Linked DNA regions of Mus musculus: region 2 is linked to region 1. The links are chromatin loops, found by intact Hi-C in ENCODE. Cell type or tissue: heart. All regions are shown on one strand.

Region 1 (8,000 bases):
CCATCTAGAGACTGCCATTTCCAGGGATCCGTCCCATAATTAGCCTCCAAACGATGACACCATTGCATACACTAGCAAGCGTTTGTGAAAGGACCCTGATATAGGTGTCTCTTGTGAGACTAGGCCGGGGCCTAGCAAACACATAATTGGATGCTCACAGTCAGCTATTGGATGGATCACAGGGCCCCCAATGGAGGAGCTAGAGAAAGTATACAAGGAGTTAAAGAGATCTGCAACCCTCTAGGTGCAACAACATTATGAACTAACCAGTACCCCAGAGCTCTTGACTCTAGCTGCATATGTATCAAAAGATGGCCTAGTCAGCCATCACTGGAAAGAGAGGCCCATTGGACATGCAAACTTTATATGCCCCAGTACAGGGGAACAACAGGGCCAAAAACTGGGAATGGGTGGGTAGGGGAGTGGGTGGGGAGGGTATGGGGGACTTTTGGGATAGCATTGGAAATGTAATTGAGGAAAATATGTAAGTAAAAAAAATTTTTTAAAAAGAAGGGTATTGTTTCCCTAATTTCTTTCTCAGCCTGTTTATCCTTTGTTTAGAGAAAGGCCATTGATTTGTTTGAGTTAATTTTATATCCAGCTACTTCACTGAAGCTGTTTATCAGGCTTAGGAGTACTCTGGTGGAATTTTCAGGGTCACTTATGTATACTATCATATCATCCGCAAACTGTGATATTTTGACTTCTTCCTTTCCAATTTGTATCCCCTTTGTCTCCTTTTGTTGTCGAATTGCTCTGGCTGGAGCTTCAATTACAATGTTGAATAGGTAGGGAGAAAGTTGGCAGCCTTGTCTAGTCCCTGATTTTAGTGAGATTGCTTCTAGCTTTTCACCATTTACTTTGATGTTGACTACTGGTTTGCTGTAGATTGCTTTTATCATGTTTAGGTATTGGTCTTGAATTCCTGATCTTTCCAAGACTTTTTATCGTGAATGGGTGTTGGATCACCAGTCAGAATGGCTAATATTCAATATTCAGGTAACAGCAGAGGCTGGTGCGGATGTGGAGAAAGAAAAACACTCCTCCACTGTTGGTGGGATTGCAAGCTTGTACAACCACTCTGGAAATCAGTCTGGTGGTTCCTCAGAAAATTGGACATAGTACTACCAGAGGATCCTGCAATACCTCTCCTGGGCATATATCCAGAAGATGTTCCAACCAGTAAGAAGGTCACATGCTCCACTATGTTCATAGCAGCCTTATTTATAATAGCCAGAAGCTGGAAAGTACCCAGATGCCCCGCAACAGAGGAATGGATACAGAAAATGTGGTACATTTACACAATGGACTACTACTCAGTTATTTTAAAAAATGAATTTATGAAATTCCTAGGCAAATGGTTGGACCTGGAGGGCATCATCCTGAGTGAGGTAACCCAATCACAAAAGAACTCACATGATATGTACTCACTGATAAGTGGATATTAGCCCAGAAACGTAGAATACCAAAGATACAAGATACAATTTACAAAACACATGATACTCAAGAACAAAGAAGACCAAAGTGTGTACACTTTGCCCTTTTTAGAATTGGGAACAAAACATCCATGGAAGGAGTTACAGAGACAAAGTTTAGAGCTGAGACGAAAGGATGGACCATCTAGAGACTGCCATACCGGGGGATCCATCCCATAATCAGCCTCCAAAGATGACACCATTGCATACACTAGCAAGATTTTACTGAAAGGACCCTGATATAGCTGTCTCTTGTGACGCTTTTCTTGGGCCTAGCAAATACAGAAGTGGATGCTCACAGTCAGCTATTGGATGGATCACAGGGCCCCCAGTGGAGGAGCTAGAGAAAGTTCCCAAGGAGCAAAAGGGGTCTGCAAGCACATAGGTGGAACAACAATATGAACCAGTACACCCAGAGCTCGTGTCTCTAGCTTCATATGTAGCAGAAGATGGCCTAGTCAGCCATCATTGGGACGAGAGCCCCCTTGGTCATGCAAACTTTATATGCCCCAGTACGGGAGAATTCCAGGGCCAAGAAATGGGAGTGGATGGGTAGGGGAGTAGGACGGGGTGGGGGCAGGGTATAGGGGACTTTCAGGATATCACTTGAAATGTAAATGAAGAAAATATCTAGTAAAAAACTGAAAAAGGAAACAACAACCAAAAAACAACAAAAAAAATAACAATACAAAAGGAATACCCCTCACAAGGAAGCTGGACAAGGCATGAAATAGGACAAAAGGAGTTATAGAGAAATATGCAAATTTAAAAATATATGAGTGTGTGTGTGTGTGTGTGTGTGTGTGTGTGTGTGTGTGTGTGTGTGTGTGTGTGTTTTGGGTCAACATAAATTTAAACACACCAGATATATGCCTGGGACCTGAAGAGGCCAGGAAATTGCAAATAAGTGCACAAAACAGTGGTTGGAAAAATGACTCAGCTGTAAAAAGCACCTTTTCTATGCAAAGGACTGGGAACAAAGCACCCACAACATGGCTCTCAATTTATGCACAACTAAAGTTTGAGATAATCATGCACAATTCCAGCCTCTGTAGGCAACAGAGGCATAAGTGAGAGAGAAGGCCTGCAGGACCTAGCACACTGTTATAATCAAGCTCAGTACTAGGAAGGCGGATCGAGGAGAATACCAGGGGGGTTGTAGGAGATCTGGATGCTCCATTCTGATCTCTTAAGGCAGCATAGACTTTTGTAGTGTATATATGCACTTGAAGAAAATGTCCACACACATTAAATGTTTATACACATTAATATATAAAAACCAAAATTGCATACAAGAACCTCTACAGTTGAAATAAAGTAGTGCCATTTGCAGTGTTTCATATGTTACAAATTTGTTCAAGTTTTTCAAGTCACATAGCAACTAAAACAATAGGACCACCTGCAGGAGGTCTTCCCAGATATACGCACAAAGGAAAGGAGAAACATCATAAAAATAAGAGGTGGACCATCTGGGAAGAAGAAGGGTCTCAGCAAGAGTGGGAGAATTATGAATAAACTACTGTGGGGTATAAATATATGAATTGTTAAAAGTACATAATACAGGTTCACTTTTGTTGTCCACTATGTAATTTATATGCATATGACATTTGTTCCAAACCAAACATTATATATTTATTATAAATAATTAAGAAGTTTCTGTGTAGAGTTTTGTGTGTGCTAGGCAAATGCCCTACCAGTCCACTATATTTCTAGCTTTAATTTTTTATCGTCCTTTCTTCACAGAGATGAACTAGACAGTATGTTGGATAAATCTGGAGGTATGTGTTTTTGGAGATATTTGCCTATTGTTTGAAGAGGCCAGAAGAGGGCACCAGATCTCTATAAACCCTATAGTATAGGGGGATAATTTTAGGTTTCACAGTAATTGCAGTTTTCTTAAAAACACATACAGATGACTTCTCACCCAACGTTCAGACCTAAAGAATAGCTGAAGATGTAGCTCAGTGGTACAGCATCATGTAAAAGCTATGCGTTTCATCTTCAGTGGCAGGAAAAAAAACAACAACCAACCCACCAAATTAACAAAAAAACCTACCAAACAAACAAAACAGAGCAATAAGCCTCGCAAATGGAATGTTAGTTTGTCCAGTTTGCCCAATTAACTGCAAATTGCAATGTGAGCAAGCAATCCAATTTGCTGTTGTAAAGAAACAAACAAGACCAGGATTAAACATTTTAGGAGCCAAACTTAGGCATGATTACAGAAATACAAAAAGAAAAAAGAAAAAAAATAGAGACATTGGCTACAGCAACAGAACAAACCTCGCAGAGGGGCTAGAGAGATGGCTCTTTTGGTAAAGTGCTTTTCTTGAAAGTATATGGACTTAGGTGGGGGCCTAGGATACACTTTAAAAAGGCAGGCTGCAGCCCAGTGCTGAGTAGGTGGAGTCAGCTTGCTGGCTATCCAGGCTAGTGGCATTGGTGAGCTGCAGATTCAGAGAGACCCTGTCTCAAGATTTAAGTTGGGTCAGGCGATGGTGGCGCATGCCTTAAATCTCAGCAGTTGAGAGGCCCAGGCAGGGGGATTTCTGTGTTTGAGGCCACCCTGGTCTACAGGGTGAGTTTCAGGACAACCAGGGCTATACAGAGAAACCCTGTCTCAAAAAACAAAAACAAAAACAAAAAGCCCCCCAAAAAAACAATGTAAGTTGGAATATGATTGAGAATACACCAGATGCCTCCTTATGCACACATATACTGAAATGTATATACATAATTTTTACTGAATCTCTTTTTTATGATTTACACAATCCATTAAAATTATGGTGTTTTTTTTTCTTTTTCTGGAAATAGACAATATTAGGAAAATGTCATATTTTTATAATGTCCACTGTATAGTAAAAATAAACACCTATCGAGAGAAATTGATCCAGCATACCTTAAAACACACACAGGAAAGGGATGGAAAGATGGCTTAGAAATTAAGAGCATTTGTTGCTCTTGGAGAGAACCAAGGTTTAGTTCCTAGGACCCACATAATGGCTCACAGCCATTTTTAATTCTAGATCCAGGTGATTTGGCATCCTGTTCTATTTTCTACGAACCCCAGACATGCATGTTGTATAAATACAAACATGCAAAAACACGTTAGTTAAATAAATAAAACAATTTAGAATTGCACACAACAGCCCCTTCAACTGAAACAAAGTAGGAGAGTCTTTTGGGAATTCATTTTATTTTAACTTTCAAGTTAGTATTGCAAACTTGGAAAATGGAAAGCCTCTGGGTAGTAGTGGCAGCTAAAATACTACCTCCTTTTTGCTGCTTCGATGACAGAAGACAGATAGAGCCTCTCTCACCCTTAGTACGCATGTGCAAACACGGCCAATCAGCAAGGGGCTTGGCTGAGACTGTTTTCCCGCTGTCCCAACCCTGTTACCCAGTATGCTTTGTGGTGGCCACGAAGCCGAGTTCTTGAGGAAGCGAAGTTCTTGAGGAAGCCGAGAAGTTCTTGAGGTATCATGGTAGGGAGAAGTCTCTGTGGAGGGAGTCAGTGACCTGTTGAAAGTTGGTTAATCCTGGTTCAGCTGGGGGTCCGGGTGGAGGGGCGGACGTGCTACTTCAGGAGTAAGGAGAGGAGGTGACCCTCACGGGACTCTGGACTGTGCTACTTCCGGGTTCACAATCGACTTTACCCACCTAGGCCTCTGTGGAGAAAAACGGAAAACTTCGCTAAGGGCAGGAGTTTAAACAGACAGCACCTAGCAGAAAGCAGGAAGGCCAGGGAATTGGAGACCCTGAAAGTCTTTCTGGGGCCTGGGGATGTGAGGTGTGAGTAAACTGGATGTCGGTTAGTGGTGGAAACAGACTAGAACGTTTTCAGTGCTGTTGCTGCTGCTGCCCACCAGGAATTCATGAAAAACAAACTGAAGACCAGTCTTCATTTTCCTCTACCTGGTATTGAAAGGCCAGATTGCCGAAATTTGTATATATAGGCTCCAAACTGCCTCCAAATCCAGAGGCTCCTCTCAGCCTCAGAAATGCTGGGACTTCAGACATAATTCAGGCCAGGCTGTGTTTATTTATGTGTTGTTTTGGTTTAGGGAAGTGAGCTCTAACTCTGTATCTCAGGCGTGTTGGAAACCTCATGTGCAGCTTGGACTTTCCTTGAAAGTGAAGTCCTCAGCCTTACAAATGTACAGGAACCGGAGGAAACATGCTTGTTTTATTTTTTATTTTTAATTTTTTTTGGTTTTTTTTTTATTGTTGAAGATTGAACCCAGAACTTCTTGCTGTAGGAGTAAAATATGTGTCCAGCCAGGCAGAACTTTATATTTTAGATTTGCTTTAGATTTGTATTGCGATGGAAATGATTGAGGAGCTTGCTTGTGATAATAGGAACTATGATTTTATTTGGAGATTGAGATGCAGACACATTTGCTCAAATTTATCAAAAACCTAGCAGGAGTGGAACCAAAATGCAGATCCTCCTCTGATTAGATATAAACCCACTTGAAGTCACAGTTAAAGCCATCATAGTGTATGTGTGTGTTTGTGTGTGTGTGTGTGTGTGTGTAGCCCAAAATACTTCATTCAACTTAACTAATTCTTTTTTTAAAATGTGTACATATTGAAGTTGAGGTTATTAATGACTATTTTTGAAGGCAACTATTGTGTTCCATATTTAAATACTAAGGTCTTTAGTATTAAATCAGAGGGTAATAGAAATATGGTTTTATCTTTAAACCCTTCATGCAATTATGAAGTGCTGTTTTTATAAAAATCATTCCTTAATGTTATTATATATTTCAATTTTATTAGCTTAAGTGATTTTGGGGATTCAAATGGCTTGAGAAAATTTCTTTTTATTCTAAATCAGAAAACCTAAATTTCTTAGTGGAAAGGCAGTGTTTTGAATATTCTCTAGAGACAACAATGGAAAACTGGGACTTGTCAAGTGATGAAATGCAAGATGGGAATGCTCCAGAATTGGACGTTATTGAAGGTACCAGATATATAATGTTGGGCATTGATGTTACACTTCCTTTTTTCTCAGTTATTCTAATTAGGCTTGTAACAGAGATCGAAAATCTCATATTGTATCTCTTGTCTTTAATCACAGCATGTAAATAACTAGCTTAAAACATATTTTTAGATGACAAGTAGACATTACTTGATTTTGTTTAACCTCTGGACAAATAATAAATCTGTTTAAAACCTAATATTGGCACTATGCCTGAATGATCACAAAGTGTTTCATTAAAATTTGCAAAAAAAAATGTTTTAATATCTCGTTTTATTGCCAACCCAGAACATAATCCAGTAACTCGTGATGATGAGAATGCAAATCCTGAAGAAGTAGTTGGAGATACACGGTAATATGTTCAAACTTATTATTTCCTTCATAGTGTAAGTACTTCCAGAAAAGTTTAATTGATTGTATAGCAAGTAATCTATATTAATATTTAGCATATGATGTATATTCCAAACAAGAATTCCGTAAGATTAATCCTTAATCTGAATGGATTTCTTGGAGGATGTAATGCTGTGGGGCAACTCTCATCGACCTGCTTGTAGGACAAAAGCTGAGCCATCAAACTGTATCTTCAGAATCCTTACTTTTTAAAACTTTAATTTCTTCACAGATCTCCAGTACAAAATATTCTGGGAAAATTTGAAGGTACATTTTTGGATATATAATTTGTTTAAAACTATATAGTATTAACATAATTTATATATTAGGAAATATTAGTTAATATACTCTATGACATCTGAATGACTTATTCCTATTTATATGTAGTATTTTGTGAATATTGTTATTTTAATTTTTATTTAGTTATTTATTTATTTTTATCCGATATTATCTTTATGTACATTTCAAATATTAGCCCTTTCCTGGTTTCACCCCAGAAAATCCATATTCCATTAGCCCTCCCTGTGCTTCTATGAGGGTGTTCCCCCACCCACCCACTCCCACCTCCCCACCCTGGCATTTGCCTACAATGGAGCTTCGAGCCTTCACAGGACCAAGGACCTCTCCTCCCACTGATGTCTGACAAGGCCATCCTCTGCTATATATGCAGCAGGAGCCATGGGTCCCCCTCTTTGTTGGTGGTTTAGTCCCTGGTGGATCTGGGGGGTCTGGTTGGTTCATGTTGTTGCTCTTCCTATAAGGTTGCAAAACCCTTCAGCTCCTTCAGTCCTTCCTCTAACTCCTCCACTAGGGACCCCATGATCAGTCTTATGGTTGGCTGTGAGCATCAGCCTCTGTTCTTGCCAAGCTCTGGCAGAGCCTCTCAAGAGACAGCCATATTAGGCTCCTATCAGCAAGCACTTGTTGGCATTCACAATAGTGACTGGGTTTGGTGTCTGTATATGGGATGGATCCACAAGTTGGGCAGACTCTACATGGTCATTCCTTCAGTCTCTGCTCTGCACTTTGTCTCCATATTTCTGCCCAGGAGTATTTTGTTCCCCATTCTAAGAAGGACTGAAACACCCACATTTTCCTCTTCCTTCTTCTTGAGCTTCATGTGGTCTGAATTACATTGTGGGTATTCTGAG
Region 2 (8,000 bases), 370 kb after region 1:
TAGGCTTCTTCTCCTGTCAGAGGGTTCCCTGCAGACTGATCCAGGCTAAACCACGATGCGTTTACCCAAAGCAGTGGGCCTATCAGTTTCCCTTTCTTCATTTACATTGACCAACTCTAAATTATGGGGAAAGGCCTTACATCCTTACATTCAAGCCTACTAAAGAACCTTACAACCCCCAGGCCTCCAGGAAAGGTCTGACTTCAGCTTCCTCAGCACCCTGTACTTTCCAGGGAGGGTCTTTGCCTCTGTTTGTATATGTGTGTACTTGTCTGTATGTGAGTGTGTGAATGTGTGTGTGTATGCTTTTTCACCTTTAACAAAGGTTTTATTTATTTATTTATTTATTTATTTATTTATTTATTTATTTGATTTTTCGAGACAGGGTTTCTCTGTATAGCCCTGGCTGTCCTGGAATTCACTTTGTAGACCAGGCCGGCTTTGAACTCAGAAATCTGCCTGCCTCTGCCTCCCAAGTGCTGGGATTAAAGGTGTGCGCCACCACTGCCCGGCCTAAAGGTATTTTTCATCTGTTCACTTTATCTGTATGTCTGAGATTCTCCCTGATCCTGCCTGTCATGTTTGAGATTTTTTTTTTAGCTGCCTCTTAATTCTTTAACTGCAAGAGAAAACAAACCCAGGGCAGACCTCTAGAATGTACCAGGATGGTTTCTAAAAAGCTCTTGCTTAAGAGGCCACCTTATACCTCCATAGTTGAGGAGCCAAATGTGGTGTAATCAAGAAACAGCACAGCTACGCCTTGGCAGCTATGAAAGAGTTAGCTCTCTGATGAGGTAAAGCCCCAAACTGCTTATGTAATGTGAGTCCAAAAAGAACTTAGTCTAGTATAAGACACGTCCAACTTCAGAGGGTAGTAAAGTTGGCCAAATGACTAACAGCATACAGTCAAGGTCAATAATTAACAAAGCTACTCAGTGATGAATAGGAGGGGCTTCAACTACCCCTAACGAGATGGACAGTATCTGAACAGAAATTGGGCCATAAGGAGATGTATAGAGCATGGTCTATGAGAGCCCACAGAATTAGCTGATCTCAGCAGAGATTACCACCATCTTTGTCCAGTTTCTGCCATGGTCCTATAAAAATCCCTAGACAACGGAGCTCGATGACATTTCCTTTCTTGGAAACTCTTCCTACTTTAAGGAGTAATCTATCTTTCCCTCCATCTTTTACTTTTAAATAATTCTTAATAAAGTCTGTTTCTGCTCTGCATACTCCTACAAGAGTCAACACCTTTTATTTTCATTGACATGAGACAAAGAACTCAGAGCCACTATCTCAAGTTAACTTCAGTGACCACTGGAGCCTGGTACCTTCCTTAGAGGCAGGTGTGGGTTTAGTTCTTTGGGGGCACCAAAAGGTCCTGTTAAAAAAAAAAACGTGCATCAGCTGAAAGACTTCCTAGTTTATTCTAATTGCTCCTCAATGAGGCATTCACAGTGCGATATACTGTCAATTCTATGCAAGCAAGGAAGATGGGCCCAGTTCTGTTTAGGGGCCAAAGAGATTGTTTCTGTTTCCATCTCCAATAAGCTTACCTTGGCTCTGGGTGTCCGTCTGCACCTGTAGTCTTGTTGTGCGGTGAGAGAAGAAGCAGTATGAACAAACCTCAGCGTTCCAGAATCGCCCTCTGGGAGAGAGGGATGTGGGATGTGGGATGTGTCCTTTTGTTCACATTTGTTCCAAATGTGTCCTTTTCAGAATGTAGGATATCAGCACTAGGGATGCAAATGTCTTGTACTCCTCCCTTTATATCCACTCCCCTTCACACACAAAGAAACACAGTAGCTGAAGAGCTCAAGGAGAGCATACTGATCAAGAGCCACCAATCCTGTGCTAACCCATTTTTTGCCTCTGCAGCATTTCTCCACAACTCCTGGCTTATCAGTTTAGATTGGTTTTGGCCAGCCCTCATGGCCTTCCAACATGAGAATAGAAATACCTGCTTCCTTCACTTCTGGCTTGCCGTGCTTAGCACACTTGGGGTCAAAAATGCAAGCCTGGTGTTCCCCTTAGGTTTGATTGTTGAAGAGGTGCAATTGCTTTCTTAGCTTCCAAACTTCCAAAGTTGGAATAATATCTCAAGGGAGAGAGCATGCTCAGCAACCTTCCCCAGGGCTGCTAGGAGTATCTTGGTCGTTCTGTCTTGAATACCACTTGAAAATGTGAGCCCCAGCCAAAAAATTACATTGTCCTTACATTCCCTCCTTTAGTAATTAGTACATTAAGCCAAGGAGTTCATTATTGACATGCAAAATGATTTAAACACAACAATTTACATATTGCCTGTACGTTTTGACTGTTATTGTTAGTGATTTCTGATAAGTTTCTTGTATAGTTCAGACTTAACCTCCAACTCACAATCCCTCTGCAACATCCTTCCTGGGATTTCCCTCCCCCCCCCACACACACACTGGATTCCAGGGAATAAAGCCAGGGCTTTGTGCTTGTAAGGGCTCTACCACCAACCTATATCACAGACCTTACATTTAAAAAAAAACAGTAATAATTAAGTATTAGAAAAGAATGCCCTATAGCCAAGCATGGTTTCTTGGGCTTATATTTCTAGCACTTGCAAAAGTCGAAGCATGAGGCTTAGGAGCTCAAGATCAGCTACATAGTGAATCCAACCTGGACTACTTAGGGCATTGTCTCAAAAGGGGAGTGGCCTGGAGAAATGGCTCAGTGGTTAGTTAAGATCATATATTGTTCTTACAGAGGACCAAGCTCCAGGAGATCTGAACTCCATTCTGGGTACCCACAAGATCAATTCCAAGCTCTCATATTGGATAGCTTCACTCCAGGTCCAGGGAATCTAACACTTCTGACTTCTCCTGGCTTTCTCTGGTAACTGCACTCCTGTACACAGACACAAATATATATACACAATTTAAAACTTAATAAAAGTATCTTTTTTAAAGGGGCTGGGGTGACAGATGCTCAAAGTCTGACAATCTAAATTGTACCCCAAGACCTGTACAACGGAAGGCGAAAACCACTTTCCCAGGTTGACCTTTATGCTTGTGCTGTGGAATATCTCACCTCAGCCTCATTCAAAATAAATTAATAAAGGTAAAAAAACTTGAAACAAGGAAGGAGAGGCATGCTAGGTTCGGATTACTTGAGGAGAATTGGAGGAGGGAATTGAGGTTCCCTGAGGGGTTGGGAGGAAGGAATTAAGGGTAAAAATGTTCAAGACACACTATTTACATATATGACATTTCCAAAGGAAGAAAATGAAAAGAATGTCATAAAAGAATACTTAGGATGTTGAAAAGACCTTCGCAGGAGTTTGTTACAAAGAAGAAACAAGATTTTGTGCAGGTAAGTATATATTTTAGATTTTTAATTACATTAAAATAAATGCAAAATAACATAAGAAACTAATGCAGTGTTCTTAGTGTCTATCTAAGGTAGCATATGTCAGGTACATTTGATCTTTGGTTCAGGTGTATCATGAAAAGGTAACACACTTTCCTTACAGAAGCTATTAACTTGTACAGCTCTGCCATCTGGTGGCTGAACTAGAGATTACCTTTTCAAACACCTTGCTATTAATTTTTGTGGTGTGGTTCGGTGTGTGTGTGTGTGTATACCTGATATAATTATACACATGAACATATGTGCTGCATGTCATCCCTGGAGGTCAGAGGATAAATAAGAGTTGGTTTTATCCTTCCACAATGTGGGTTCCAGAAATTGAACTCAGATCATCAGGGTTGGCAAGCAGCTACCTTTTGCCCAGAGACATTTTGCTGGCCATGGAAATGTCTAATTGTAGTCTGATGGATGGATGCTGTAATCCAGATTGCAGAGCAAATATCAATGAGGATATAACCCCAGGGTAGAACATTCAAGCTTTACACGTAGTTAGGACAAGTAACTATGGCTATGTCCTTCCTAGAAGAGTAGTAGTTTAGAACTCTAATTGCTACATTTATAATACTATGCATGCGCTTAGCTCCTTTAAAGTTTTTTGACATTGATTCATTGATTCATTCATTCATTCATTCATTCATTCATTCATTCAGTGTGTGTGTGTCAAAAAAACAACTTTAAGGAATTTATTCTCACTGTGGGTTCTGAGGATGGAATGCAGTTGTTTAGGCTTGATGCCAAGTGTCCTTATCCACCGAGCCACATTGGCAGCCCCTCGCATGTAACCACTCATCAAGAGTTTCTTTTACTTGCTATTGAAACAAAGAATGATGATGATTGTTCCATATTGGTATAGAGACCTGGACAACATGATGGGGTTTGAATTTGATTTCACTGGATACATACTGAGAGTAGTTATGTTCTTGCCTACTGCCAGACCCATGGGAGTATGTTTATCTGGGGTTTAGGCTCATTGTGCCTCATATCTCTATGCTGGAGAATTTAAGAGGCCACTGTATCTCACTCGGTGGAAGGCAAAACAATGTCTCTATTGAAAGTATGATGTCTTAGAAATAAGAAGGTCACCTATAGTACCACTTGGAGAATACCAACCTGATGATAAGATTCTTAGTATTTTCCAGTCTACCTACTCCTGCATATAAAATTAGCAATAAGTACAGAAGAAAATTACCAGTGAGACATGATAAGGAAGTAAAGCCTGTGGAAGTTGTAGGTATTGCCTTCCTCAATGAGATGAATACCTTTATAAATGAGTTCCCAGAAACTGCTTTCTTCCTATGTAATCTGAAGATGCAAGAAGTCATGGCCTAGGCTAGGGATGTTTCTCAGATATAAACTGTCTGACTAGCACATAAAAGACTACAGGTTTTATCCCTACTACTGAAACAAACAAACACAGATGCCCAGGAGATGGAGGCATGAGAGTGAGAAGCTGAAGGTTACCCTCGACTATGTGATGAGTTCAAGGCTCAGCCTGAAATACATGACACCCTGTACAAGAGTCCTGCCTGTGCTATCTCCCCAACTTGCTATCAAAGTTTCTTTAAAAAAATATCAGTCACAATGTTGAATGTAATGGCACAGATATGCAATTCTGACACTCAGGAGGCAAGGACAGGAAGAGCAACACTTTAAAGTCAGTCTCACTCACACAGTGAGTTTGAGGCCACACTGGGCTACATAAGACCACATCTCAAAAATAAAAGGGTAAAATGAAGCATTTCAGTTATACAAACTAGAAGGTTCTACAAAAGAAGTAGATGCAAAGTCTAAGCAAGCAGTCTCACCCTAATCCAGTTCAGTGGCTACAGAGAAAATACCAAGGGTCCTTTGGTGGGAAGTGTGTGGAAGAAAAGCCCTACAAATTGTAACTTATATCTTGGGTATTCTAAGTTTCTGGGATAATATCCACTTATCAGTGAGTACATATCATTTGAGTTCTTTTGTGATTGGGTTACCTCACTCAGGATAATGCCCTCCAGGTCCAACCTAGGAATTTCATAAATTCATTCTTTTTAATAGCTTAGTAGTACTCCATTGTGTAAATGTACCACATTTTCTGTATCCATTCCTCTGTTGAGGGGCATCTGGGTTCTTTCCAGCTTCTGGCTATTATAAATAAGGCTGCTATGAACATAGTGGAGCAAGATATAAGTTACAATTTGCAAAACACATGAAACTCAAGAAGAACAAAGACCCTTCTTAGAATTGGGAACAAAACACCCATGGAAGGAGTTACAGAGACAAAGTTTGGAGCTGAGACAAAAGGATGGACCATCTAGAGACTACCATATCCAGGGATCCATCCCATAATCAACTTCCAAACGCTGACACCATTGCATATACTAGCAAGATTTTGCTGATAGGACCCTGATATAGCTGTCTCTAGTGAGACTCTGCTGGGGCCTAGCAAACACATAAGTGAATGCTCACAGTCAGCTATTGGGTGGATCACAGGGCCCCCAATGGAGGAGCTAGAGAAAGTACCCAAGGAGCTAAAGGGATCTGCAACCCTATAGGTGGAACAACATTATGAACTAACCAGTACCCCTGAGCTCTTGACTCTAGCTGCATATGTATCAAAAGATGGCCTGGTAAGCCATCACTGGAAAGAGAGGCCCATTGGAGAGGCAAACTTTATATGCCCCAGTACAGGGGAATGCCAGGGCCAAAAAGTGGGAGTGGGTGGGTAGGGGTGTGGAAGGGAGGGTATGGGGGACTTTTGGGATAGCATTGGAAATGTAAATGAGGAAAATACCTAATTTAATAAATAAATAAATAAATAAATAAATAGATAGATAGATAAATAAATAAATAAATAAAGCCCTACAAAGTGTGTGGGGGAAAAAAGCCCAGTGGGCAGAACGTCGAGGAATCCAGACCCATGACTTCATTTGTCTGTACATCTACCTACACTAGGTCTAGTGAACAAAACTTCACACAGATTTAAAGATCAAACAGTTGCTATTTTTAGAGACAGGCCTTTAGATTTTTAGCATACACAGCTTAACCTAGAAGGCCCCTTAGCATCCAGTGAGCTCTTTTGGAGTTCCGCACCCATGTGTTAAGCAGGTGAACTGTATCCCTTTAAAATCAAATGTAAATGAGTCTTCTCAAACTCTGGCTCTATTTGGAGATGCTGGCAATCATTAGGGTGGCCTTGTCTGGTGACAGGTGAGGAGGAGAAGTAGTACACAGATCCATACACAGAGAAGATTGTCTGGAGAGAAACCAAGACAAGTTTGTAAGAGAGATCACCTTGGCTTAGACCTTCATCTTGGACATCCCATATATACAAAAATAAATTCTAGCCAGGTGTCTTCATTAGGGTTTCCATTTCTATGAAGAGACACCATGACCAAGCAACTCTTATAAAGGACAACATTTAATTGGGACTGGCTTAGAGGTTCAGTCCATTATCATCAAGGCAGTATGCCAATATCCAGGAAGGCATGGACCAGGAGAAACTGAAAATTCTATATTTTCATATGAAGGCTACTGGGAGAAGACTGACTTCCAGGCAGCTAGGAGGAGGGTCTCATCCCAACAGTGACACACTTCCTCCAATAAGGCCACACCTCCTAATATTGCCACTCCCCGGGCCAAGCATTTTCAAACCACCACACCCCTGGCTTGTGCCTATAATGCCTGCATGTAGAAACCCAGAGCAAGAGAATTGGGTATTTGAGGCAATCTAAGCCCCACAGTGAGCTCAAGGCCACTGTGGGTCACATAACAGGAATCAATTTCAAAACAATTTTGCATTGTTTAAGTCACCTAGTCTACAGTACTTCAATGTGCACTGTGTTAAATTGATACACATGGGTTTATAGAAGTGAGAAATGGGGAAGATCGCCTGAGCCTCCATGTAGATGCCAGGACCTCCAGCCTGAGCTGTTCCTTCTGCTAGTTTATGATAGAAGTTAAAAGTAATGTCCTTCCTCTCCAACTATCTACTCCCTAGGGATTATGGGACAGGCTCTTTAAGGATATTTGTCATCATGAGTTTTGGCCTGTCAAGATAGAAAATGCTAAATCCCATGTGAACTCCTGCCAGACCCGTCTAAGGGTGCTAGTACCTGAGAAACAATGAAGGCTTGTGATTTGGGTCCATTCTGCTCCACTATACCTTCTTCCCCTTGCTTCAATGCCATAGTGTCAGAAATAATAAATGCCAGGTTTGGTGGTGCATTCTTGCAATCCTAACATGATGTGGTCTACGGCAGGAGGATTGATGAAAATGTTGAGGCCATCCTTCCTGGGGCACTTAGCAATTCCAGGCCAGCTTAGGCTATATAGACCAGGTTTCAAAAGGCATGGATAAGGGCCGGCGAGATAGTTCAGTCAGTAAAGAGTTTAGCATGCAGCAGGAGGATCCATGTTTGGTTGCTAGTGCCCACGTAAAGGCTGGGCATGATAGTGCATGCTAGTAATTCTAGCTCTGAGAAGGCAGAGATTGGAAGTCCTTGGGGATTGGTAGTCAATCAGCTAACACTAATCACTGAGGCCCAGGTCTCAGTCAGAGAACCCATCTCAAAACAAAACAAGGGTCTAGAGGAGCAACATTTGCATGTGCATGC

The links. A loop is a pair of places that touch in the nucleus more often than their neighbours do. Peaks named below come from ENCODE experiments on the same cell type or tissue, not always from the same donor. Only the 100,000 strongest peaks of a DNase experiment are listed, where the experiment ranks them.
Region 2: it touches region 1 in a loop (7-fold over the local background); 2 of 42 quality-filtered maps call a loop at or near these places.

The regions. Positions count from the first base shown.
Region 1 is chrX:53,794,584-53,802,583 of GRCm38, reverse strand. Xlr (X-linked lymphocyte-regulated) reads left to right here and starts at 4,878. Exons shown (of 8, transcript NM_001291747.1): 1 at 4,878-4,952; 2 at 6,364-6,441; 3 at 6,748-6,811; 4 at 7,082-7,116. The coding sequence starts at 6,372. In heart, a CTCF peak has its summit at 3,299 (motif pointing right); a DNase peak (open chromatin) is centred at 4,863.
Region 2 is chrX:53,428,620-53,436,619 of GRCm38, reverse strand. Etd (embryonic testis differentiation) reads right to left here and starts at 1,702. Exons shown (of 2, transcript NM_175147.2): 1 at 1,560-1,702. In heart, a CTCF peak has its summit at 3,522 (motif pointing left); no DNase peak of the experiment used is centred here.